Regions from separate parts of the Homo sapiens genome. Here regions 2, 3, 4, 5, 6 and 7 are each linked to region 1. A link is a contact called in ENCODE Hi-C or POLR2A ChIA-PET data. All regions are on one chromosome and are shown on one strand. Each heading gives the region's core, a stretch centred on a gene start or an enhancer-like site at or near the end of the contact. The rest is flanking DNA. Distances are from core to core; before and after follow the strand shown. Region 1 holds the start of POU2AF1 (POU class 2 homeobox associating factor 1). Region 2 overlaps LOC105369484 (a long non-coding RNA gene). Region 3 has its middle 66 kb from the start of ZC3H12C. Region 4 has its middle 17 kb from the start of ZC3H12C. Region 5 holds the start of ZC3H12C (zinc finger CCCH-type containing 12C). Region 6 holds the start of RDX (radixin). Region 7 has its middle 5.0 kb from the start of LINC02732.

Region 1 (3,082 bases), core at 250-2,749:
TCTGGCTTTTAAGTGAATCATTTATAAAATGTTGACAGCATTTCTCCTCAAGACCTGCCCTCAAATCAGCAACCGATTAGAGACAGTAATTCATAACTTTATCAGATGAATTTTTATTGGGGGTCACTATGCTCCAGGTCTTGTGTGGGGCACTGGAGAGGCAAAGATGAAACCTCCTTGAGAAACTGTCAGAGTCATGTGACAATTCACCATCACATAATGAACAAAGTGCTCTAAGATCTGAGAAGACGAACAAGTATTCTCTGGGCTGGGGGTTTGTCCTTCCGGCAAGAGAGGACGGCAAGGTCAAAGGCAGGGAATTGCATGGGTGTTTGGTGGTGCTTAGAGGGCACTGGGACCAGTGGTAGGAGGGCAGTTGGTGGTGAGGCTGGAAAGGAAGGCAACGGCTCGATTGTGGGAGGCCTTCTAGGCCTCCAGCTCTGTGGCTGAAGGGAGAAGGTGAATGCTTTGTAGGCTAGGGGATAGCATGATCAGGTCTAGGTGGTGCAAGATGGCTCTGAGGCAGTATGGATGGCAGAGCAGCAAGGCCCCACACCTGCTCTAGGGGGTGTGCCAAGGGGTCTTGACCCCAAACTGACTGAGTCCCTGGAGCCTGAGCATGTGGACCTCAGATATGCAGTGGCAGAAGGCTTCCAAACTGTGAAGGAACCGGTAGCCAACACCATCTACACTTCCAGATGGTGAGCCCATGACTTACTTAAAGAAGCTTCCTGTTATCAGTGGGTGGGCACTCGCAAAGAGGCTCTGTTCATCTTGTGCCTACAAGCCCAGATCCAGTCAAAGAGCACGGGCATGTTCTCCTTCCTTCCTTGAGGGTTGGCCTCTTTTTCCGTGGGCATAGCCGACATCAGAGCCAGCGCCCCCATATTTCAGCATGATTAAGCCTTGCCATTTTGGGGGTGGCTGGGGGCGAGGGGAGGGGCTACTGTGTTTCAAAATGGAATAAACAGAAAAGCAATATTGAAAGAATGAGGAGGTTGTTTACTGAGGCTTGAAGAGATGACAGGTGTTTCCTCCCAGTTGAGAACCAGTGACCCCTGGGAATCGCATTTCCCGCTGAGCAGGCGCCCATGGCGGGCTGAGTCCTGCCCATGCCCTGGTGGCCTGGAAGCCTGCATGGGCGCCGTGCAAAGATCAACGTTTTCCAGAGGAGCTTTTGGGCTCATCACTGGCCTGGGGAGGGCTTGACACGGGGTTCCCACAGCTTGCCCCACACCACCTTCACACCCACACACAGCAGGTCCCCGCGGGGCCGGTGCAGGCTGTGGCTGCCCGCGCTGCGCTGTTGCTCTGTCCCAGCTGGCTAGCTCCGAGTGTGGAGCGCTCTGGGCCGGGGCCGCTGGGGCGCGCACAGTGGGGTGACAGGCGGCCTGGCTGCAGAAACGTTGCACCGGTGCCTGAGGTGGGAGGATGTGATGACGCGGCCCACGCAGCGGGAACCCAGGCCTTTAAAAAGCCCAGGAAACAGCCTCAGCTCAAGCGGTGGCTCCACTGGAGGAAAACACACCCCGGTCTCACATTAAAGAAGCCAAACTGTCGGCTTCAAAGAGAAAAGGCAACATCCTGTCACAGGCCATGCTCTGGCAAAAACGTAAGTGGTTTGGCTGTGGCTGTCAGACCCAAGCGAGTGCCAGCGGGGCAGGGCGATCACAGCTTGGTCTGGAATTGGGGAGCTGGTGGTGGAGGTGATGGGGCCACGGGGGGAGGGGGTCTGGGTTCCAAGCCCCGGAGCAGGGAGGGGGGAGGTGGGCGGGATGGAGCCTGGTGGAGAAACCAGCCTGTCAGAGGTGATGCTGATTTTCCAGGCTGGAGGGGAACGAACTAGTGTTCCAAGGTGGGACGGCTCAGGGTACCTCCGCTTCTGTGCATGAATCACTGTGGTGAAGAAAGGGCAGTTTATGATTCACACAACAAAAGCCAGATGTGGGATGGGTTTGGGGTTGGGAGGGAAAAGCCATGCAGTTCTTTACAGGAGGGGCTTTATTTCCATAAGCAGTGGCTCTTCAGCCTTCTGTTGAATTCCCTGGGCCTGTTTCTAGCTGAGTGACTTAGCTTTCTGCCAGGTGTGACTTGTCCCTGTGGATACCCTGGGAGGAGTGGAGATCTGGCTCGGTGAAGCGTGTCCTCACTTGCTCCACTGTCTTGCCTTTCGTCATTCTTTTTCCCCTTCTGTGACAAGGCTTGTCCATCCCACTGCAAAGGATGCAGTGGGTTTATCTTTGGCCTTGATTTTTATCCCCGGAGTTGGATGAAACAATTGTGAACTTTATTTTCCTTTATGTGGACCAAACAGCGACTTACCTTACTAATAACTGAAATAATACAGATTATTTACAACATTCTTTTCACGAGGTAAACAGCGTCAACTCATCAGCTTCTGAGAGTTGAACCTTATTGGGGCTAGTTCTATACTTCCTCAAGCAAGAAGAATGACCAAAAATTGCTCTGTCTTTCTCTTAAAGATTCTTGGTTCCTTAAAATTCGTTTTAATTAATTTTAGTATGCTGTGCCTCAAGCAAGCTTAATATAAGAGAATCTAGATTTACAGAAGAAGATATATTAGGGAATGTTTTTATTTTATGGAAAGATACTTGATTGGATCCACTAAAGTTCGGAAAATATAACTTCATTGATTAAAATGTGACACTGTCATCACCAATTTATTGTTTGCTTTATGTCTTATGTAAATTTCTCTGGAATTAAGCTGATTAACCAGTAACACAGAAGAGTGATTTCAAAATTTCTCAGGTTGTGAAGACCCACCATTGTTTGATATCAAAAGGTCAATTTTTTAAAAAAATAAAGAGAAATGAGCTTTAATTTGGGTTTGAGAGTTATGGACTCCTTCCAAGATAACTAGGAATATTCAAGAATTGTTGGCACGCCACTCTTCCCAACAGGCGATGGAGCAGCGGCAGCCTATCCTTTCTGGGACAATGGCAGCTGACCCTGTTGTGAGTGCTGTGTGGATGAGAGCAGGTGGGCATTCATCTTTTTACTGGGGGCCCCTAAGCATCTGTGTGCCCTTTCACTCAGGGCTGAATCATTTGATTTTTGTGTG
Region 2 (3,082 bases), core at 227-2,726, 1.4 Mb after region 1:
TATAGCCAGAACAGCTTCTTTCATCTTTTAGATATCTCATGTTGAAACCAAGAAATACAAGCTAGAAAAAGCTGAGTCTTATTTTAAAAGTTCCCAGAAGGCATTTGTTTTATGTGGTGAGCATAATGATTGCTTACAATAAAAAAGCCTTGAAAGGTCTCACTTGTTCTAAGATTATTCATGCAGCAATTATGCTATTGATGTCAATTTGTTTTTATGATAATATAAACTATTCTGAACCCACTCAACAGTGCATAGTATAATGCTTGCAATCTTCCCCATGACCTCTCTTGCTAAGATACCTATTCACTTCCTTGATTAGAGAAAACCAAGGAATATAGGCATTTTAAAAACAGATAAAAGTTTTGATCATTTGAAATCTAAAAATGAATCAGAACTTGTAATTTTAAAGTGAATAATCACAAAAGAGAGAAATAGCTGGGTACTCTGACTTATATTCTAGATGACGTTATGTATCACAGTACAAATATTGTCCAAGTGAGCTCCCCTAAATTGTGTGTGTGACATAAAGGGAGGGGAACTTGTATTTATTTTGTAGCTTGCCAAGAGCAAAAGGCTGTCTCAACTTAAATTTTGGACATCTTAAGTTTGTTCATCTTAAATTTGGCTTTGGATTGCTATAGGTTTTCGGGTAACTATTCATATTTCAAATGATGTTATTATTTTGCTTCCGAAGGTTCTTACGTGTTTCTGTAGAATAGGTAACATATTAACGTATTTCACTTTAAAAACAGTAATTGTGGTTACTTTGCCTGCGTGAGTCTATATGTAAACGTGTTTGAAATAGTTATTGAAAGAAGATGTGCTCCCTGATCTTAATGAGGTTAAATCTCACTCTTGTTTCACTGTTTCAAATTTTATTATGATCTTAAATTAAGGTTATATTCACATGGACAGAGCAAAAATTCACCACTGGCATATCTATTTGATGCTGTCAGCCATGTTCACAGCCAGTCTGCAAAATTCATTAGTTATTATGTAAAAGGTGCTTTTAATCCTCAGTAGCAGGATTCTTTCCTTATTTACTTTCCTTTTGCCTTGTAGATATAATTTGAGCAAATAATTTGAAGATGGGTAAATAGAAGTTTGACTGAAGCTGATGAAAGTAAGCACATTGATTAATATTCTTATCATTTTTATAAACTGCATTACAGAAATACATAATTTCTGTAAAATAAAATGTAAAAACAGGCATGGAAGTCAGGGCAAAGGCATATGACTAGAGAAAAGTAAAATGAAACCAAATGTGAGGTGACACCTGGAAGGCAGCCTGTTCCTTTAACACACACAAGCACTCATTCAGGCTAAACAGTGTACACACTCATTTCCAGGTGGGCCACACTATTTAGTTCTATATTTTTAGTAGCCCATGAAATGAGGGGAAAGTGGGTTGGGGGAAATGGGCTAAATGTATAGAGTTGAAATTAAGTATGCTTGTGTAATGGCTCTATTGTTCTCTAAAGTGAGCTGTTCAAAGAACAAAATTTTAAAATTCACTTACCTCTGTAAGTTTCAGAAAGGAGGGAAGTGGTGTAGCTGATCATCTGAAAATATCAGATGATATAGCATAGTCCTATTTTTAGCTCTGAAATGCAACCATGGGACTTTAAAACAACATCCAGTATCTTTTGTTAGAGATGCCACAACCAGTCACGACTGGCTGGCACTGCAGAAAACAGAAAGTTATGGCAAAGGGAATTACTGTTGAGAGCAAAGAACTGGGGGAAAGGCGTCATGCAGTCATTGATGGCTGGTGGGTTCGCTCCAGTGGTACAAGAGTTTTGTGTGTGCTTAAAAATCAGAAGCAGCCACATGTATTCAACCTGTGTTTTTCATCATCAATGACTATGGGTGAAAGTGCTCTTGATTTTGAATGCTCACATGTCTGGGTGCCTTTGGAAATGTGCAATCTTGTCTTGGCCCTTTTAGTGACTGGCTTTGTAGTCCTGAGATAATTGCTTCCTATTTCATCGTCTATTTCCTCTCAATACAACGTGAATTAGATGGCCTTCGAAGACCCTTCCAGGACCAAAACTTTAAGCAGGTCCCACAAACCTCACACATATAAACACGATTCTTTTTTTAAACACCTCTACAGTTGAATTCAAGTAGCCCCTATTTCAATAACAGTGAGAGAGAAAAAAAAATAAATCAAATCAAGTAAACAAACAATAAACAAATTAACCTTGTCACTTTGATTTTCTTCTGGTTTAGAATTTAGTCTTTCGGTGTAATTACCAAGAATTTAAATTTTGTTGATTCAAAATTCAGGTTGTCAGGGGTGTCCTTTTCTCTCAAGGGCTCCTGTAACTCCTTGCCCCTGCTCTCCTGGATGTTTCCCTCCTCCTTTTTGTCCTGCTTTACTGCTGATGAAACTGGAGCGTTCCCTGACCCCCCCTAGCAGGACATGCAACAGGGGTGTAGCTTGTCTGTTTGGCACTGTGCATACTCAAACTCCTTACAGGAGGGGGAGCATGCAGATGGGCAGGTGCAGGAGCCGGACCGAGCACCCCTGGGCCCAGGCCCCATGGCAGTGTCTGTGGGTGGGATCCTGCAACCCCCAAAGCCCAAGTGGGCCTGTGTTACAGTGTGCTCTTTTAGCCTTGCTGTCCACGGATGGCTTAAGTGTTAACCAGCTCAGTGCCCTCTTCGTACCTAGGTCTTTGTCTGGTGTCCAGGAAGAATTGGGTCATATATAAACCTGAAGGATGTGTGCAGGGGTTTTGTTGAGTGGTGGAGGTGGCTCTCAGTGGGGTGGATGGGGAGCTGGAAGGGGGATGAAGTAAGAAGATGATCTTCCCCTGGAGTTTGGGCAGCCGGTGTCCGTTCTCCTCTCCGACCATTCGCAGCTGATCTTCTCTTGGCATTCAGATACTCCTTTTTTTTTTCTTTCTGCCATGCTGTTCTTCCGTTCTGCTCTTCTGTTCATTGGCTTGTGGAGTCTGGAGTTTGGGGTTTATATATGTACAGGATAGGGGTGCATGGTGGGCCAAAAGGCAACTTTTGGGCACAAAAACAGGAATGCCTGTTTTCATCTAGTGCTGTGGGTTTCCAGGCTTGC
Region 3 (3,082 bases), core at 343-2,842, 1.4 Mb after region 1:
ATTTTTAGTCTTAGAGAAGTCCCTATTTAAACACCATGGTTAATGTAGCTAACTCTATCAGTTGATACTGCAGTCATCAGCACTTTGAATATCTTTTGTGTGCCCAGCCCATAATGACTTCATTTAATTAACTAGCTGATAGATAACTGAGAGAAAGGCTTTGCAGGGAATGGGATGCCAACTACATGACTTGAGGTTGGGTACCAGGATAATTAGGAGGATGAGCTTTGAATTCAGGTAACACTGGGTTCTCATATCAGTGCTGCCATTTATTAGTACTATGACCTTGGGAAAGTTAGTACATGAGCCCAAGTTTGCTTATCGTAAAATAGGAATAATAATAATATCCCTTAGGGTTATTTTGAGAGTTGGTGGTACCAGGCACATACCATAAATGTTAATTATTTCTGCTATAACACCAGAATTGAAGAAAGGGACTGGAATAAGGGAGAGAGAAGACACAAAAGAAAACATGCCTACAGAACACATTTGTCCAAAGTCCACTTTACCCAGGTCATCTTATCTCCCAAGGGAAAATTGGGTCTCAGAAAGAAGGCCAGGGAAACAGCCCTGCAAACTCCATGGTAAAGGTCTTCCCTCGGAGGGAGTATGTGCTGTTTAACATTCAACATGTGCCATGTGAAACCTCCTCCTGGTCTCATTTTTCCTCCTTACCTCAACCTTCCTGCACTCCACACTTCAGCCTTTTGGGATTTCTAATCTTCAGATAATGACACATGTCATTCTTCTGCTTGGGAAACATTCTTGGCTGATTACTTCTAACTTGAACGTTGGATCTCAGCTTTGATGTAACTACCTCTGGGAAGCCCCCCTGCCCCACTAGACTGAGCTGAGTGCCCCTCCTGTGTGTTTCCCCACATCATCTGCCTGAGAACTCATACCACTCATTATGATTTCTTGTTCATGCCTGTCTTCCCCACTAGGTTGTGGTCAGTGAAAGCAGAGACCACATCTGGTTTACTCTCCATAATATCCCCTAATCACCATCTAGCGTAAATGGCAATGAAGAGGAATTCAAGAAATACTAAATAAGCGAGTGAATGAATGAGTTTTATGCTGAGATTTAGGTGAGGGTAAGTTGCTTTGGATTTATGCTAGCATTTCTACTCTGATCTGAAAAGATCCTTGTTAAGACAATATTATTATTATTCCTCTTTTCCTTGTAGAAACTGTCTACAGATTATTTACACCTCAAAACATGAAGGGCTTTCCGTGTAGTTAAAGACAATGTAGGTAGGGGCCATTTCTGCTTACCAAACTTATGGTTTGACCAGGATCTTGGTGCTTTATCAGATAAAGAAGAATGTGTATATGATAACACTTGTTGGTATAGGTGTCTTCCAAATCATGTTGAAAAATACAGCATTAAAGCTCTGTGAAAGGAAAACTAATTTGAGTTCCTTCTCAGCTGGAACCTATTTGTACTATTTTGGGTACAAAAGACTCTCAATTACTTTCCCCTTCATTGGGACTTTTCTGATTTAGCATGTGACCTCCTCTCAATTGGTGGTTAAACATGGGTGACCATGCATTCATCATTTAAACCAAAGCACTTCTGAGTTCCAGCCCGTGACTTGAGCCTGAGAACAGTTCCTCTTTGTGTTATGTGTTCAACAAATGAAAGGGGAATCACAAGCCCTACTTCCTCTAGAACAGAGGATTGGAAGGGTGAGCTTACTAATATGTAGTTTACATTACACGTTGGGGTTGAAAACCTCAGTCCAGTTGCTATGCAATTGGGCTTTGGAATGGAAGAAAGCAACATGTGGAGGTGTCCATTTTATTTTTCCATGGAAAAATAATTCATTTTGAAATGGTTTCAAGCTTAAACAGAACATTTGCAAGTACAAAGATCTCCCAGGCTCCTCTCATCCAGTTCCTCAACTGTTAATATTTCACTGCATTCCCCTCCCCCTTTCTCTGTTGTATAATTTATAAAGAGGAGGGGAAAGTCCACTCTTGTTCCTAATACCATGGGTGCAGTATCAGCAGGAGGACTTGGCAAACAACCCAACAAGAAGGGCTGGAAATTGGAGAACAAAAGTATTTTCATAGGCAAATTCCATATGCTGGGCATTGTGCTAGTTCCTTTGCAAGCATTACTTCTTTAAGTCCCTGGAAGAATCCATTGAAGATTATGATCATTCGCACTCTACAGATGAGACAACTGGTGCTCAAAGGGATTAGAAACTTGCCCAAGGTCACAAGGCCAGAAAAGTGATGCACTTGTGTGTACCATTTTAAAGCTTCTCTTTCCATGACAGCTTGCCTTGTCACTGTAAAAAGAACATTCAATTGGGAATAAAAGGGTCCAGCCCAGTTCTAAATCCATGTTATCTTCAGCAAGCAACTTACGTTTATAGAGATTCAGTTCTTTCAACTGTAGAATGAGGGAGGCTGCACTAAATTAGCCTTAAGATTTCTTCCAGCTCAAAACTGAATAATTTAATAAGTGCCATATTTTTGCCAGGCTCACTGACAAAAGTACATTGAATATATTAGTGTCTACTGTAGGAATAGGAGACATAGAGCTTAGGACTTAGAGCTTATTTAATTCAGCAGCGAACTAGTTAATTTCTTCTATCTGTTGGGTTGTCCATTTGGATAGACATTTAAATGGTTGTCTATTTAAAGCATCTACCTGTCCTTGACCTTTTGCTACCTTTTGCCCTACCCTATAGCAGTTGAGTGTTCACTCCTCACATCCTAGGAGTTGGGATAATTCTGAGGGATAGAGGTGCCTCTGCTGGGGAAATTGAAGGAGTAGACTTAAATCCAATTGATTTTGAAATCATCCTTGGTTTGAAATCATCCTTGGGAACCTAGTAGTCACTCTGTGTACAAGTTTCTATCTTCAAAGAGTTCTATATTATTCGAAGAGTACTATATTAAAAACACCCTCTTCCTAAATATTTGGCTGTCATTCAGGAACTGGAGTATGTATACCCACAGAGTTATGCAATGGTGCTTCAAGAGGCCCCCTCAAACAAGTTATATGATAAATACAGCTCTTGAAGGGCAGGTCCCAGAGTTTCAAAAAATTTTATGTAAATATAAATGT
Region 4 (3,082 bases), core at 169-2,668, 1.3 Mb after region 1:
GATGAGTGGCCTTTCGTTGGTGCTTACTCAGTCTTTGTCTTTCCTGTGAGTCATTATTGTTTTCTAGCTAGATACTGTGGCCAGCCCCGCTTTCAATATGTCATTTTCATTCATTTGGAAACTAAAGAGCTGTGCTTTGCACCACGTCCTTGATGTCAGCAAAGCCAGCTCTGTCGGACTAAAATGCAGAGACATGTTTGCAGCTAGTGCAAAGAGTTGCAGGCTGCCTATCTCAGGGAAACAGCTGCGTGGAGCATGTGAAAAGCGCTATTTAGAAGGGTTTGAGGGCTTGTATGCCTAGAGCAACTAGCACCTCAAGCCTGGCCTTGGTAAGAAAGCTGGCCTTCATCTTTGTGACTGGGAGTTACAGAATGTACCATGTAGGGGAGATATGAACTCCCTGTAAAATAGTGACATGACATATATCCCTAAGTGTCCCATGGGATGGTCATCTTATAAGGGATAAATGAGTTAATACATGTAAAACAGAAAGATTCTTGGTTATTAAAATGATCTAAGCTTTTCACATATGTTATCTCATGCAATCTTTATAACCACTCTATTCAGATAAGGAAACTAGGTCTAGAGATGTGACGTAAATTTCCCAAGGTCACACAGCTAGTCAGTGGCTGAGTTAAAATTCAAACTGAGTTCTTCCAGACAATCAGAGCCCTTAACCTTTACCAATGAACTCAAATTCAACACCTGGAATTATATTCTGTTAGTGATACCAGGGGCAAAGTACTGTAGTTGACATGGAAAGAAAAAAAAGTATGAATTAAAGAGAACTGTCCTGAGCATGCCCTAGTGTGATGCTCAGATAAAGGAAGGAGCCCCTGCTATACAGTTTGGAAGTTCCAGAAAGGAGACAGCTGAGCTATGTCCAGAAGCCATTTGAAAGTCTGATGAGGGATTCTGTTGACTTTTGCATTCTTCAGTGTATTTATACCCTTCCCCAAATTACTTCACTATATAAATAAACCTACAGGTGTGGGAAAATTGAGTGTGTGATAATTAAGATTGGAGACAAAGAATTAAAAAAGTCAAGATATGAAAACCCTTCAGTTTGTGATAATGATCATGGCACCTCAGTAGATGTCTAATAAATTGATGAAAACTTAGAGATTATCTCAGAATGTTTTGTATGTAAAGCACGGATTACATCAAACAGAATTAAAGCCTTTTAGATCATAATAAAAATAATTTATGGATGAATAATTTTAACGGGTGATTTGAAAAAACCTGGATCCTTCTAAGAAGAGACATGTGGTTGCATAAGACAGGAAGATTTACTGCAGTCAATTCTCAGAGGCCTCAGAGCTCTAGTTAGCATGGCCCCAGGCATTTTATGGTTTTTACAATCTATTTGCTTTTAACTATATCAGCTTCTAAGGGCTGGATATCCTTCCGGGAGTAATGCTGTAAGGAAGTTAGCGTTGTCCAAGACCCTAAGGCACTGCTGTTCAGAATCTGTCCTTAATAGTAACAGAAGTGTGTGATATAGTTTGAATATGCGTCCCCACCAAATCTCCTGTTAAAATGTAATCCCTAGCGTTGGAGGTGGGGCCTGGAGGGAGGTGTTTGAGTCATGTGGGTGGATCCCTGATGACTTGGTGCTGTCCTCTCAGTAGTGCATGAGTTCTTGAGCGATCTGGTCCTTTAAAAGTGTTTTGCACCTCCCCCCACTTTCTCTCTTGCTCCTGTCTTTGCCTTTGACATGCCTCCTCCCGCTGCACCTTTATCTTGAGTAAAAGTTCCCTTAGGCCTCCCCAGAAGCTGAGCAGATGCATCCTTCCTCTACATCCTGCAGAAGCCTGAGCCAATTAAACCTGTTTTCTTTATAAATCACCTAGTCTGAGGTGATTTCTTTATAGCAATGCAAGAACAAGTTAGCACAGGATGTCTCTGGACAAGGGGCGCCTCTGGGCAACAGGTTGATCACTTAGTGGGTAAGTGGGTAAAGGGTACACTTCGAAAAGTCTATGGTCTCCTAATTCCAGCAGGATTTCCTTTCTTGGACTCCAAAAATTGGTTAGTTGCTTCTCTGAAGTTTTCTCACAGCATTTTGCATGGTATCCCACTGTGACTCCCAGCAGGACTTTATGGTATAAGCTGGTAATGAAACCACCTTTGTAAAAATCATAACTGAGGAAATTATGACAGTGTAAGAGATCAGACTTAACCGACTCCATCTTGCTTCTGACCTCTAAGCTGTCCTTGTTCATTCCTGGGCGTAGGCCAAACTAGCCTTGGAAAGGAATTTATAGTTTAAACTCTGAAACAAAATTGATAATAGCCCTTTCCCGAAAAACCCCTTCTTGCCTGGGGACCAGTCTGCCTTTGTAAGACTAACAAATTAGCCACAAAATTAGAAATTATGCCATGCCATACAGCCTCTGGCTGCAAGAGTCTGAACTTCCCCAAATTGCTCCTGGGAATAACATCGCTGTTGTAAAACCTAAGATCAGTGCTTGAGATATTTTGCAGACCCTGCATTCTTATGCAGCAGATGATGACACCACCCAGACCTACAAATAATCTGGCTCAACCAGTTCTGCAATCCCACCCAGGAGCAGAAGTCAGCAAGAAAGAACTCACTTCGACCCCCTATAATTTCATCTTCAACCCAGCCAATCAGCACTCCTCACTATCCGAGCCCATACTCGCCAAATTATTTTTAAAAACTCTGATCCCTGAGTGCTCGGGGAGACTGATTTGAGTAATAATAAAATTTGGTCTCTTGCACAGCTGGTTCTGTGTAATCACTCTTTCAACATTACAGTTCCCCTGTCTTGATAAATCGGCTCTGTCTAGGCAACGGGCCAGGTGGACCCATTAGGCGGTTACAGTAGCTATGGTTTGGATCTGTGTCCCCACCCCAATATCATGTTCAATTGTAATCCTCGCTGTTGGAGGTGGGGCCTGGTGGGAGGTGATTGGATCACGGGGGTGGTTCCTCATGAATAGTTTAGCACCGTTCCCTTGGCGCTGTTCTCATGATAGTGAGTGAGTTACTGTTAGATCTGGTTGTTCAAGTGTGTAGGGTGGGCGCGGTGGCTCACGCCTGTAGTCCCAGCAGTTT
Region 5 (3,082 bases), core at 238-2,737, 1.3 Mb after region 1:
AAAATATTAAAACATTTTGAACTATGGGTACATAGTCAACAGGCCATTCTATTTTTATGGTACCATCCAGTAGACAGATTTAGGTAACTGGAAATAAGCATGCCAAATTGTTGAAGAAAACAGGTGAACAGGGGGTCAAGTCCGAAATAGGCATCTTCCTGGGCTTATCACACTAAGATTAATTTTACCAATGTTTGATGAAGCTATCATGTAGTCAAACACAGAGAACCCTAAACTTAAGAAACTGCTACTAAAATTAATTGTACATGTGATTAAATGAATGGAAGTCATACCCTCTAAATCCTAAGTCCATTAAGACAAAAACATTTATAACACACTGTATTTATGACTTCTTGTGGTTCTTGAAAAGTCAAAAATTGTGTTTGAGGTTTATCTCGTTTTCCGTTTATAATATGCATTTTAAAAGTGGAAAAACTCAAGCACGTAACAAGTGAAAAACTGAACAACGTTGCCAAATTCCTAAACATACAATACTTAGCTCCAATTATCTCTGCATCTATTCTAAAATGGTTTAAAAAAAGTCTGAATCAATAAGCGCCTGATGGGCCTGGGATACTCCAATACAGTCTTGTCAACCAATAGGAAAACTTTTCCTAAATCTGGATTCGTCTTTCATCTCTTTATCACAAAACACCGAACACAAACCGAGATTGTTAACGGATAACCAAATGGCAAGAACCCCAGACAGAGTAATCAGTACTTGGATGTTAGGGCTGTTTTTAAGGACTTGAAATGAGACAGCTTAGGGAAGAAATGCGGGATTCATTTCTCCAAGTTATATTTGTAACACTTCTTAATACGGAGTTAAAAATGTGAACAGCCGAGCTAAAATGAACGCAGCGTGTAAAAGGGATCTGGACTGGAGCCTGGGGGTGAAGGAGGGACGAGGGGGGAGTGAGGGGCTTTCGTGACGCTCGGCCTGGGGTTGCTGGCGATCTGGATGGAGGGATGGATAGTTAAGCGAATGGCCAGGGCTGGATCCGAGATGCCAAGAGATGTCTCGCCCCACGAGCGCGCGCGAGTCTGAGCCGCTGGGGCAGCGCAGTGTGTCCGTTTCCATCCGCGGCGCCCGAGCCCGCCTCCATGTTCGCGATCTATGCCCCCGGGCGGGCGGGGACCGGTGCCTTAGGCCGCGGGGCCGGGAAGCCCGGCCTCACCTCGCCCGAAATCCCGGCGGGGACGGCGTTGCCCGAGGGGAGGATGCGCTGGGCTTTCCGCTCGGCCCCACCTGAGCGACCGGAGCTCGGTGACTCGACCTCCGGAGCCCGACCCGCCTGGGCCTGGAGATCACACGGCGAGGTCGCTGCGGCCCCGGCGCCCTCCGCCTGGCGCCCGGGCGCGGCCCCGCGGCCCTCCCCACGACCGGCTACCCCAGGACCACTCTCGCCGCGGTCCGCGTCCCCCACCCCCTTCCCGAGGACAAACCTGGGAGCCGCCACCCGGCATAGCCAGCCCCGCGAGAAAGCGGCGAGCGGGCGGCGGGGCCCGCGGAGAAGCGGCCACCGCGGCCCTCCCGCGCCAAGCCGCGCCCGCCCGCGCGCCCTCTCCGCGGGCCGCAGCCCCGGCGCCCCCTCCCTGGGTTGCACAACTCACAGCCCCAACGCGCGCGCACTCGAATCTGTTGCTCAACCTACTTGCATTCTCTTCTCCGCAGCCATCACTACATGCCCTGGAGCTGGGGCAGCCCCGGGGCCCTCCGGCAGGCGGCCGCCTCTCGCCTCAGCCCTGGGCTGCCGCGGCCGCCGCTAGGGCGCGGGGCGAGCGCGAGGCTCCCTCATGCCTCCCGCCCGGACAGCTGGCCGCACGCCAGGGCCCCGGCTCGGGCGCGCCCGAGCGCTGGGCTCGGCTCGGCCCTGCCCTTCGTCCGTGCCGCTGCTCCGCGGGCGAGAGCGAACCCGGCTCCGCCACCTCGCTCCGCGCTCCTCGCCCGCCCGCCCGCCCGCAGCCACCGCAGCCGCGCCGCTTCCTCCTCCCCTTCCCTCTTTTCCTTCTCCTCCGTCGCCGCCTCTGGAGCCGAGGTTGGCAAACCAGCACCTGCTGCTGGAGAACGCCGAGAACTGAAACAGGAAACCCTGAGCCAAGGGGAAAACCCGAGAGGCGTGGAGAGGGGTGAGGGGAGCTGCTGGAACCTGTCGGGCTCGACCCAGCCGCTGGGGCTGCCCGAGGTTCCCGCGCCGCCTCCCCTCGCGCCTATTCCCTGCCCCGGCCCAACCCAGCGGTCCCGACCTCCCCGCGCCTCTCCCCCGACCTGGTGCAGGACGGCGCCTTTCCGCTCGGCGACACCTTCTCCACCCAGCAGTAACACTGATCATGTCCCGGGCAGTCAAGGAGATCGACGGGCCGCCTTCTTAGGGCAGGTTCCCCGTAGTTGTTTACTTATCAATATTCCGTGATGAGGAAAAACCACACCCTGCATTAGCAAGGCCAATAAAAGAATTTAAACAAATGAAGCTGTTGGGATTTCACCCAGGGATAGGACTTCTTTCAGCAAGGAAATTGGCTTTGATGGAAATGGCAATCGTGTCAAAATCGAGGTTGAACCCAAGATACATCCAGATCTCTTTCAGGAGATCGGAAGGAAACAGCCCTTTGCACAGAGGTGGGCGCCTGAATCGCAGGCTGAAAAGCACCGGGAGCAGAGAGCCTTTCTACTTCTGTGAATCGTACAACACCCAGCACAAACTAAGTCAATGTTTCAGAAATGTTCAAATAACCTTATTCGCCTGTCCTTGGAATCATTACGAGCAGCCTAGGGCAGGATGAGTCTGCTTCTGGAGTGAGAGGGAGGGACACTGAATGGGTTGTGCCCCTACCATATGCCACGGGCCAAATAGCCTGCTTTAAATCCACTGTCCCGTTTGTCACCACAGCCATGTGAGCTGGGTATTAGAAACCCCTTTATCCATCAGAAAATCGAGGTTAGAAAATTTACCTGCAGTTACACAGCTTGAATGTGAGGTATTCAGGTCTGTTACATCTAAAGGACGCATTTGTTTCACTGGACCACGATTCATGCCTTTGATCAACTTTTTACCTTTCATAAAATTAGTTTTGCCTCTGA
Region 6 (3,082 bases), core at 298-2,797, 1.1 Mb after region 1:
AATTTCATTTGATTAGTGTACTATGTAGGAATTTACATAATACTTTTTTTTCTTACCTACTTCATGGGAAGTATTACGTAATACTTTGACTATGCCTGCAACCTGATGTGGTAGGCTGAACAATAACCAGGATAATTCTTGCACCCTAGGGAGAGGTAAGGAGTGATCTTTTGGTGGTCCCTAAGAACCACAAGAACCTATTTGGTCGCAAGTCACACACCTGGTTCCCATCCTTGAGGAATTTGCTATCTAAAGGCCCTTGAGTTTAACCCTTGAGTCTCTTGGGGGCTTTTAATTGTTCGGAGAGGTCTCAAAGGGCAATAGTGGAAACTCACTGAAGAGGCAGGCTAGTGAAAGTGATTTGCAGATATTTCCTGGAAAAGCTACTGTCTCACCTAAGGTAAATGCTAAGGCAGGAAGTATAGGAGTTATTTGTCCTATAAAAGTAAGTATACTCAGGCGTTTTGTTATTTGAATCTAAAGTTTGTTCACAAAAGATAAGCTAAAAAAAGTATTGCAAACAGGGCAAGCCAGGCGAATCTGATTTTGTGCGCTTGCTGTTTGTATACTCATAGCAAGTTTTGCTCCCTGAATCATCCCAGCAGACAATACTGAGGGGACTCAGCATGGATTAGATGACAGAAGACTGATCCAGAAGTCAGGAGCTTCCTGTCTCATCCCAGCCACTAACTAAAGTGAGTGGGCTAGACTTAGTCTTAAGATCGAATGCCTAACTTTCTCTAAATCTAGAATTATGTAGGTTTGGCGGCTCTTTGGGGCCCTACTTCCAACTTTTTCTTGCTAACCAACTCCTTCCAACTGCCAAAGCATGTCGTTGGTAATAAAAAATTATCACACATCCTTGCTTGGATTAAAATTTGCACTCCTGATTTGGGGTCTTATCCATTGAGGTTTTGGTGAAGTTTGAAAATTGTCGCTGAAAAATTAAGTTTTTCTAGTTGGCTAAAACCTGCCAAAATAATGTAAACGTTCTTTGTTGCAAATCTAAATTCCGCTCAGGTAGGCCCTTTTCTCCTTCCCAGTCCAGGATCTTCAAACCTAACAGCCAAGTCTCACGCTTCATTTGGTCCCCGGCTCCCTCTGGGAAGAATTCCTCCTCTGGGGGCGACGGCAACGCCCTCAGTGAGTTTGCTGGCACCAGCGGGAGTTTCAAGTTTCCACTCGTTGGGGAGGCGGCGGGCACACTCCGAGCTTTGGGCTGGGCGGCTCCGCTTCCCTCGACCGCAGGTTTAGCTGGAGCCCAGCGCTCTCTGGAAGGGCTCGACCCTCCGGCGCATTCGCCCTATTTCCCTGGGCGCTCCCGAGCCCGCAGCCACCCACCTCGCGTTGGCCGGCCCCAGACCGCGACCCCCGGCCACGCCCGGAGCCAGGCCTGCGGCTGCGAGCCTGCGGGAGGGGCGGGGCGGGGGCGGCCCCCAGCGGCGGCGTTGGCGCTCAGTCCGCGGCGCGAGGACGGCCGGCCGGCAGGGGGAGGCGGGGGGGCGCCGGGCAGCCCCGCCTTTTCCCGCGGAGGCGCCGAGCGGCCATATTGCGGAGCTGTCTGCGGTGGCGGCGGCGCCTCTCGTCTCCCGCGGGCCAGCGCTCGCACCACCGCTTCTCCCTCCCTGTCGCAGCCGCGCCGCCGCGCAGCGCCCCAGCCACACGCCGGCGGGCAGAAGCCGCCCGCTCTCCGGGTAAGGCGCGGCGCCCTCCCTTCCCCCACTCCCCGCTCCCGGTTCCTCCGGAGACGCTAAGGTGGCGGCGCGAAGTTGCGGGGCCCGTGCTGCCCGGCCGTGGCGCCGCCGCCAGGGCTTGGCGCGCCTCCGCTCGCGCCCAGCTGGCCGAGGCGCCACTGTGGTAACGGCCCGGCCGGCCAGGCTCCTCCCGGGGCTGGTAGGGGCCGCGAGGCCCTGCCCGAGTCGTGGCTGAGCCGCGGCCCGAACGTGCCTGGCCGGGCCAAAGTCGACCTTCGCCGCCGCGGGATTCTCCTTTCCTCGGGGCGCGGAGTCTGCCTTCAGCGCCGGTGTCGGACCCCCAGCGCCCTGGGGACGGTGGGCTCCCGCTGCCTGGACTGGGCCCCGGGCCCGGGCTGGCATGGTCCCAAGGGTTGTTTGAAAATCCAGATATTCAGCGTAGGTAGAATTCGATTTTACATTTATTAGAACTTGTTCCCCGGCCTCCAGTTTGAAAGGAGGGGTGTTAAATTACTAGAGAGCGTGCGTTCCGCCCCAGTGGCAAAGGGGATGTTGCATGACAGGCTTTGGGGCGCCAGTCGCTCCCGCCGCTCGCACCCGCCAGGCCAGGGCCGCGGTTCCCGGCCGCAGCTCTACCTGCTGCTGTTGCAGCTCTCGGAGCCCTGTAACTTTCTCGGGCCCTTGAGGCCGCTCAGTTTTAGTGTCTCAGACCCCACCAGACAAGTTCAGTACATGATATCCCTCTTTTCCTTTAAAGGATTCTAAACTCAATTCCCGGACTAACTTTGAAAGGGGGCAGTGCATTTTTGTTTTTTTTTTTTTTTCAGTTTAAACAGACTACATCACTTCCTAGACAGATGTCATGTTTCTTCAGACATTCCCAATATTTGGTGGTTTTTTTTTTTCCTTAAAGAGTAGTTACTAGGTTGGAAATGTGTTAAAAGTCAACTTCATAAAAATATATTTTAAAATACATTTGAGATTTTGGTGGAAGACACGTTGCTGAGGAACTCGATGGCATTCTTGTGGCACTAAGACTGGCAGGATGTAAATATAAAAGTCTAAGATAATAAGGGTTTATTTGATAAACGAGTACTTTGACATAGACATTGTAATCTATTGTTTAAGGAGCATACTTCTTTTTTTTTTTTTTTTTTTAGAACACTAAATACTCTTTTATATGACTGATGGAGCTAAGAAGGAACAATTACCCCGTTCATGTTGCTGGATAAATAATGGCTTGATCCATTTGCCAAAACAGCATCACTGGATTTGAGAAAGGAGACTAATATTCAGGATTGCAGTTTTTTATTTTCAGAATTTCTTTGCTTTCCCCAGTGTGCTTTATCTTCCAGAGATTAATAATACTTTCCTTCAAATACAGCAAC
Region 7 (3,082 bases), core at 583-3,082, 1.0 Mb after region 1:
CAGTGGCACGCACCTGTAGTCCCAGCTACTTGGGAGGCTGAGGCAGGAGGATTGCTTGAGCCCAGGAGTTTGAGACTAGCCTGGGCAACACAGCAAGACTCACATCTCAAAAAAAAAAAAAGCATGCATATTAATCCTTGTTGCTGACTCCATTCATTCCTTCAATAGTTAAGCACAAACTCTATGCAAGGATTTGTATTAGGCACTGGGTACACAACAGAAAAGGAAAGCCAGCACAGTGACCTCCTTGGTAAGTTTTGTCAAATAACTTGGCATGTGCCATTCTTCTTTATTGTGTTGTCAGTGTTAGAATGGGTTTTGGACCAGCGAATGGGGCTTCTAGCCAGTGCATTTATACAAACAGTTCTCAGATGTGCCACAAATATGTGGCCAACATAACATTACAGCCCCCATTCCTGCTTAGGAATAATGACAGTTTTTTAGTAAATGACATCCTTTAAAGGCAAATTACACATATTGGTGGTTTCTGGATGTTTTAAGGTTTCCACGTAGTTTTTTCAACTGACAATCCCTGTATAGGGATCTTGGAGAGTTAATCATCACACCACAGTTTTCAGCAATACACTCATATGTTTATACTGACAGTCAAGACATGTTGGTGGCCCAAAATGAAATGATTACATTTTGTAGAACCTCCTTCCCATAGGAGGAGTGGTAACGAAAATGTCTCTGGAGAAGAAACTAGTTCATATCACTCAGAATTAATGTCCATCCAGAAAGAACACATACAAATAAAAAGATATGTCATATTCTTGGCTTGGAAGACACACATTGTAAATATGTCAGTTTTCTCTGAAACTGATCTATAAATTTTTTACAGCTCAATAACAATTCCAAAATTCTAATGGAATTCTTTTGGAACTTGGCAAAAAATATTAAAATTTGTCTGGAAAATAAAAATATGCCCGAATAGCCAAGAAAATTCTAACACAGAAGAATATTAGGGAGAGCTTTGCCAGTTATTTAAACTGCAGTATTTATTGCTGATATACTGCTGCAGGAATGGACAGATGATCAATAAAACCAAATAGTGAGAACAGAAGCAGATCCAAATACAAATGAGATTGGATTATATAATAAAGTGGGGAAAAGAAACACATTATTCAGACAACAGGCTAGTCATTTGGAAAATGAATAAAGTTGGTCCCTACCTTGAACTTCCAGATGGAATAAAGATTTAAATTTGTAAGAAATTATAAAGTACTACAAAGTTAGGCCAGGTGTGGTAGCTCATGCCTGTAATCCTAGCACTTTGGAAGGCTGAGGAGGGCAGGTCACTTGAGGCCAGGAGTTCGAGACCAGCCTGACAAACATGGTGAAACCCTGTCTCTACTAAAAATACAAAAAATTAGCCAGGCGAGGTGGTTGGTGCCTATAATCCCAGCTACTCGGGAGGCTGAGACAGGAGAATTGCTTGAACCCAGGAGGCGGAGGTTGCGTGAGCCAAGATTGTGCCTCTGAACTCCAGCCTGCATGACAGAGCCAGACCCTGTCTCAAAACAAAGAAACAAAAAAGTAATACAAACTTTCAGATGAATTTTTAAATATAATTTTTAAGTGAAGGAGGACTTGAGGCCTGACACTTGGCTGTTCAGGCATCAGATTCCCTACCTTTGAGGGAGGAATTCCCCACTGTGAGTGATTGTGGCGTGACAGAGCGCACTGTCTCCTGGAGCTGGAGGAGACCCATTCTACCCCAGCCCACACATACGGCCTTGTGGAAACTCCCTGTGGCTTGCTGATTAAAGAAGAAAATGTTCAAGACTAGTTTCCAGATGACTCTTCCCTGGTCTAAGGACACTAGCACAATTAGGACTATTGTTGCAACTTTCACCCGCTTAGGGGCGGCCTTGAAAGACAATTGAGAAGGAAAATCTTCCCAGGGGCAGAACTCTAAGCAGTACATCTCATGATCCACCTTCCTGGAAGGAGAAATGACCTTAGGATTTAGAATCCAAAGGGACAAAAAAAAAATGTTTCAGTCAAGGGACATATTAAAGAGCTCACTGAATAGGAAAGTGAAACTCTTACTTTGCCACTTTTTGGCAAACAGAAAAGAACGTCTGGGTATAGACTGGGTGATTAATTCTGAGTATAAAAGAAAAAGAGTTATTTCAGCATAATAGGAGAAGAGAGGTGACCCCAGATACATTTCCTCAGTCTCCCCAGCCAGGATGCTAGTAACAAGACATAGGCAGGACTGCTGAGGACTCAGATTCCTTGGAAATGAAAGTTTGGGTCACTCCAAGAAGTAAAGAACTCTACTAGCTTAACACCAAGTTGAGAGCAAAGAATCATTTTTGTCATTTCAAAGACAGCACAAATGCATTTTGGCTTATGAAACCCAGGAAGCAGACTGACTAATTTTGACTTGTCACTATCGCCCCATTTTAAGCACAAGGCCTGTTCACATTTCAGAGAATATATGTCTTCTTGTTCACTGATAACTCTGCAGAGGAAGTCTATAACATCTGCTGTTTTTTTATCCTGTTCTCTCTTCAGCCTCCTTCATCTCTGCCTCCTAGGCCTTGGAATGAACTCTCCAACTCTTTCTCTTTCGTAGTCCCTCAATTCACCAGGTGTTTCCCACCTCTGTGCACTTGCGCCATGAGCTCTTCCTCCACCCTCTCCCTCCATGGCTGCTTACTGACTGCCAATTGAGATTCACCCTGACAGTCCCCTCTGAAGCCTCACCAGTGTAGGCCCAACAGAACTGACCACTTCCCCCTTACTTCTGTCAGAGTACCTATAATACTTTATTGGCATTATAGGTTTGCATGTTTGTCCCTGCTTAGCAGACTTCTTACTTATTTACCTATTTACTTTTGAAACAAGGCCTTGCTCTGTCACCCAGGCTGGAGTGTTGTAGCATGATCATTGCTCACTGAAGCCTCAAACTTCTGGGCACAAGGGATTCTCCTGCCTCAGCCTGCTTGGCAGCTGGTACTGTCAGAGGCATTTGAACCATAGCAACTCCATCTAGAATAGGAGCTAGGTAAAATGAGGCTGAGACCTACTGGGCTGCATTCCCAGACAGTTAAGGCATTCTAAGTCATAGAAT

Evidence for each region. Hi-C counts contacts between places; a loop is a spot of excess contacts on that map. ChIA-PET counts read pairs that join two places held with the same protein, here RNA polymerase II (POLR2A). Pooled maps may share reads with other maps.
Region 2: a loop to region 1 is called in a map of GM12878, with 2.4 times the contacts of the local background. The contact joins the enhancer-like site here to the promoter of POU2AF1 in region 1. A Hi-C loop is called at or near these places in 1 of 168 maps with a recorded cell type or tissue (GM12878), 12 of 37 single-sample maps with no recorded cell type and 4 of 50 pooled maps. POLR2A ChIA-PET finds 5 or more read pairs at or near these places in 1 of 52 experiments (OCI-LY7).
Region 3: a loop to region 1 is called in a pooled map, with 3 times the contacts of the local background. The contact joins the enhancer-like site here to the promoter of POU2AF1 in region 1. A Hi-C loop is called at or near these places in 5 of 37 single-sample maps with no recorded cell type and 3 of 50 pooled maps. POLR2A ChIA-PET finds 5 or more read pairs at or near these places in 1 of 52 experiments (GM12878).
Region 4: a loop to region 1 is called in a pooled map, with 5 times the contacts of the local background. The contact joins the enhancer-like site here to the promoter of POU2AF1 in region 1. A Hi-C loop is called at or near these places in 3 of 37 single-sample maps with no recorded cell type and 3 of 50 pooled maps.
Region 5: a map with no recorded cell type shows a loop between it and region 1 (4-fold over the local background). The contact joins the promoter of ZC3H12C here to the promoter of POU2AF1 in region 1. A Hi-C loop is called at or near these places in 18 of 37 single-sample maps with no recorded cell type and 8 of 50 pooled maps.
Region 6: a loop to region 1 is called in a pooled map, with 4 times the contacts of the local background. The contact joins the promoter of RDX here to the promoter of POU2AF1 in region 1. A Hi-C loop is called at or near these places in 3 of 37 single-sample maps with no recorded cell type and 7 of 50 pooled maps. POLR2A ChIA-PET finds 5 or more read pairs at or near these places in 1 of 52 experiments (activated B cell).
Region 7: a pooled map shows a loop between it and region 1 (5-fold over the local background). The contact joins the enhancer-like site here to the promoter of POU2AF1 in region 1. A Hi-C loop is called at or near these places in 15 of 37 single-sample maps with no recorded cell type and 12 of 50 pooled maps. POLR2A ChIA-PET finds 5 or more read pairs at or near these places in 1 of 52 experiments (activated T-cell).

What each region holds. Positions count from the first base shown.
Region 1 is chr11:111,377,692-111,380,773 of GRCh38, reverse strand. POU2AF1 (POU class 2 homeobox associating factor 1) reads left to right here and starts at 1,499. Exons shown (of 5, transcript NM_006235.3): 1 at 1,499-1,612. The coding sequence starts at 1,597. RefSeq lists enhancers at 343-562, 783-872, 1,523-1,572.
Region 2 is chr11:109,954,870-109,957,951 of GRCh38, reverse strand. The region is part of intron 1 of LOC105369484 (a long non-coding RNA gene); the gene reads right to left. Among named protein-coding and RNA genes, the nearest start is that of LINC02715, 130 kb to the right of the region's middle. Within about 2 kb of position 1,476, at least 3 of the 41 ENCODE cell types and tissues checked have a DNase peak (open chromatin) inside an H3K27ac peak, as active enhancers do; they include GM12878 and OCI-LY7, where a contact is called at or near this core.
Region 3 is chr11:110,025,894-110,028,975 of GRCh38, reverse strand. No RefSeq gene overlaps it. Among named protein-coding and RNA genes, the nearest start is that of ZC3H12C, 66 kb to the left of the region's middle. RefSeq lists a silencer at 898-977 and an enhancer at 1,288-1,447. Within about 2 kb of position 1,592, at least 4 of the 41 ENCODE cell types and tissues checked have a DNase peak (open chromatin) inside an H3K27ac peak, as active enhancers do; they include GM12878, where a contact is called at or near this core.
Region 4 is chr11:110,075,072-110,078,153 of GRCh38, reverse strand. No RefSeq gene overlaps it. Among named protein-coding and RNA genes, the nearest start is that of ZC3H12C, 17 kb to the left of the region's middle. RefSeq lists enhancers at 259-428, 1,517-1,811. Within about 2 kb of position 1,418, at least 6 of the 41 ENCODE cell types and tissues checked have a DNase peak (open chromatin) inside an H3K27ac peak, as active enhancers do.
Region 5 is chr11:110,091,797-110,094,878 of GRCh38, reverse strand. It overlaps ZC3H12C (zinc finger CCCH-type containing 12C), which reads right to left and starts at 1,487. Exons shown (of 6, transcript NM_033390.2): 1 at 1,447-1,487. The coding sequence starts at 1,467. RefSeq lists silencers at 1,128-1,597, 1,658-1,917, 2,218-2,277.
Region 6 is chr11:110,295,079-110,298,160 of GRCh38, reverse strand. RDX (radixin) reads left to right here and starts at 1,547. Exons shown (of 14, transcript NM_002906.4): 1 at 1,547-1,694. RefSeq lists silencers at 1,165-1,964, 2,015-2,064, 2,075-2,174, 2,305-2,364 and an enhancer at 1,578-2,450.
Region 7 is chr11:110,348,546-110,351,627 of GRCh38, reverse strand. No RefSeq gene overlaps it. Among named protein-coding and RNA genes, the nearest start is that of LINC02732, 5.0 kb to the left of the region's middle. RefSeq lists enhancers at 1,532-2,061, 2,662-2,711. Within about 2 kb of position 1,832, at least 3 of the 41 ENCODE cell types and tissues checked have a DNase peak (open chromatin) inside an H3K27ac peak, as active enhancers do.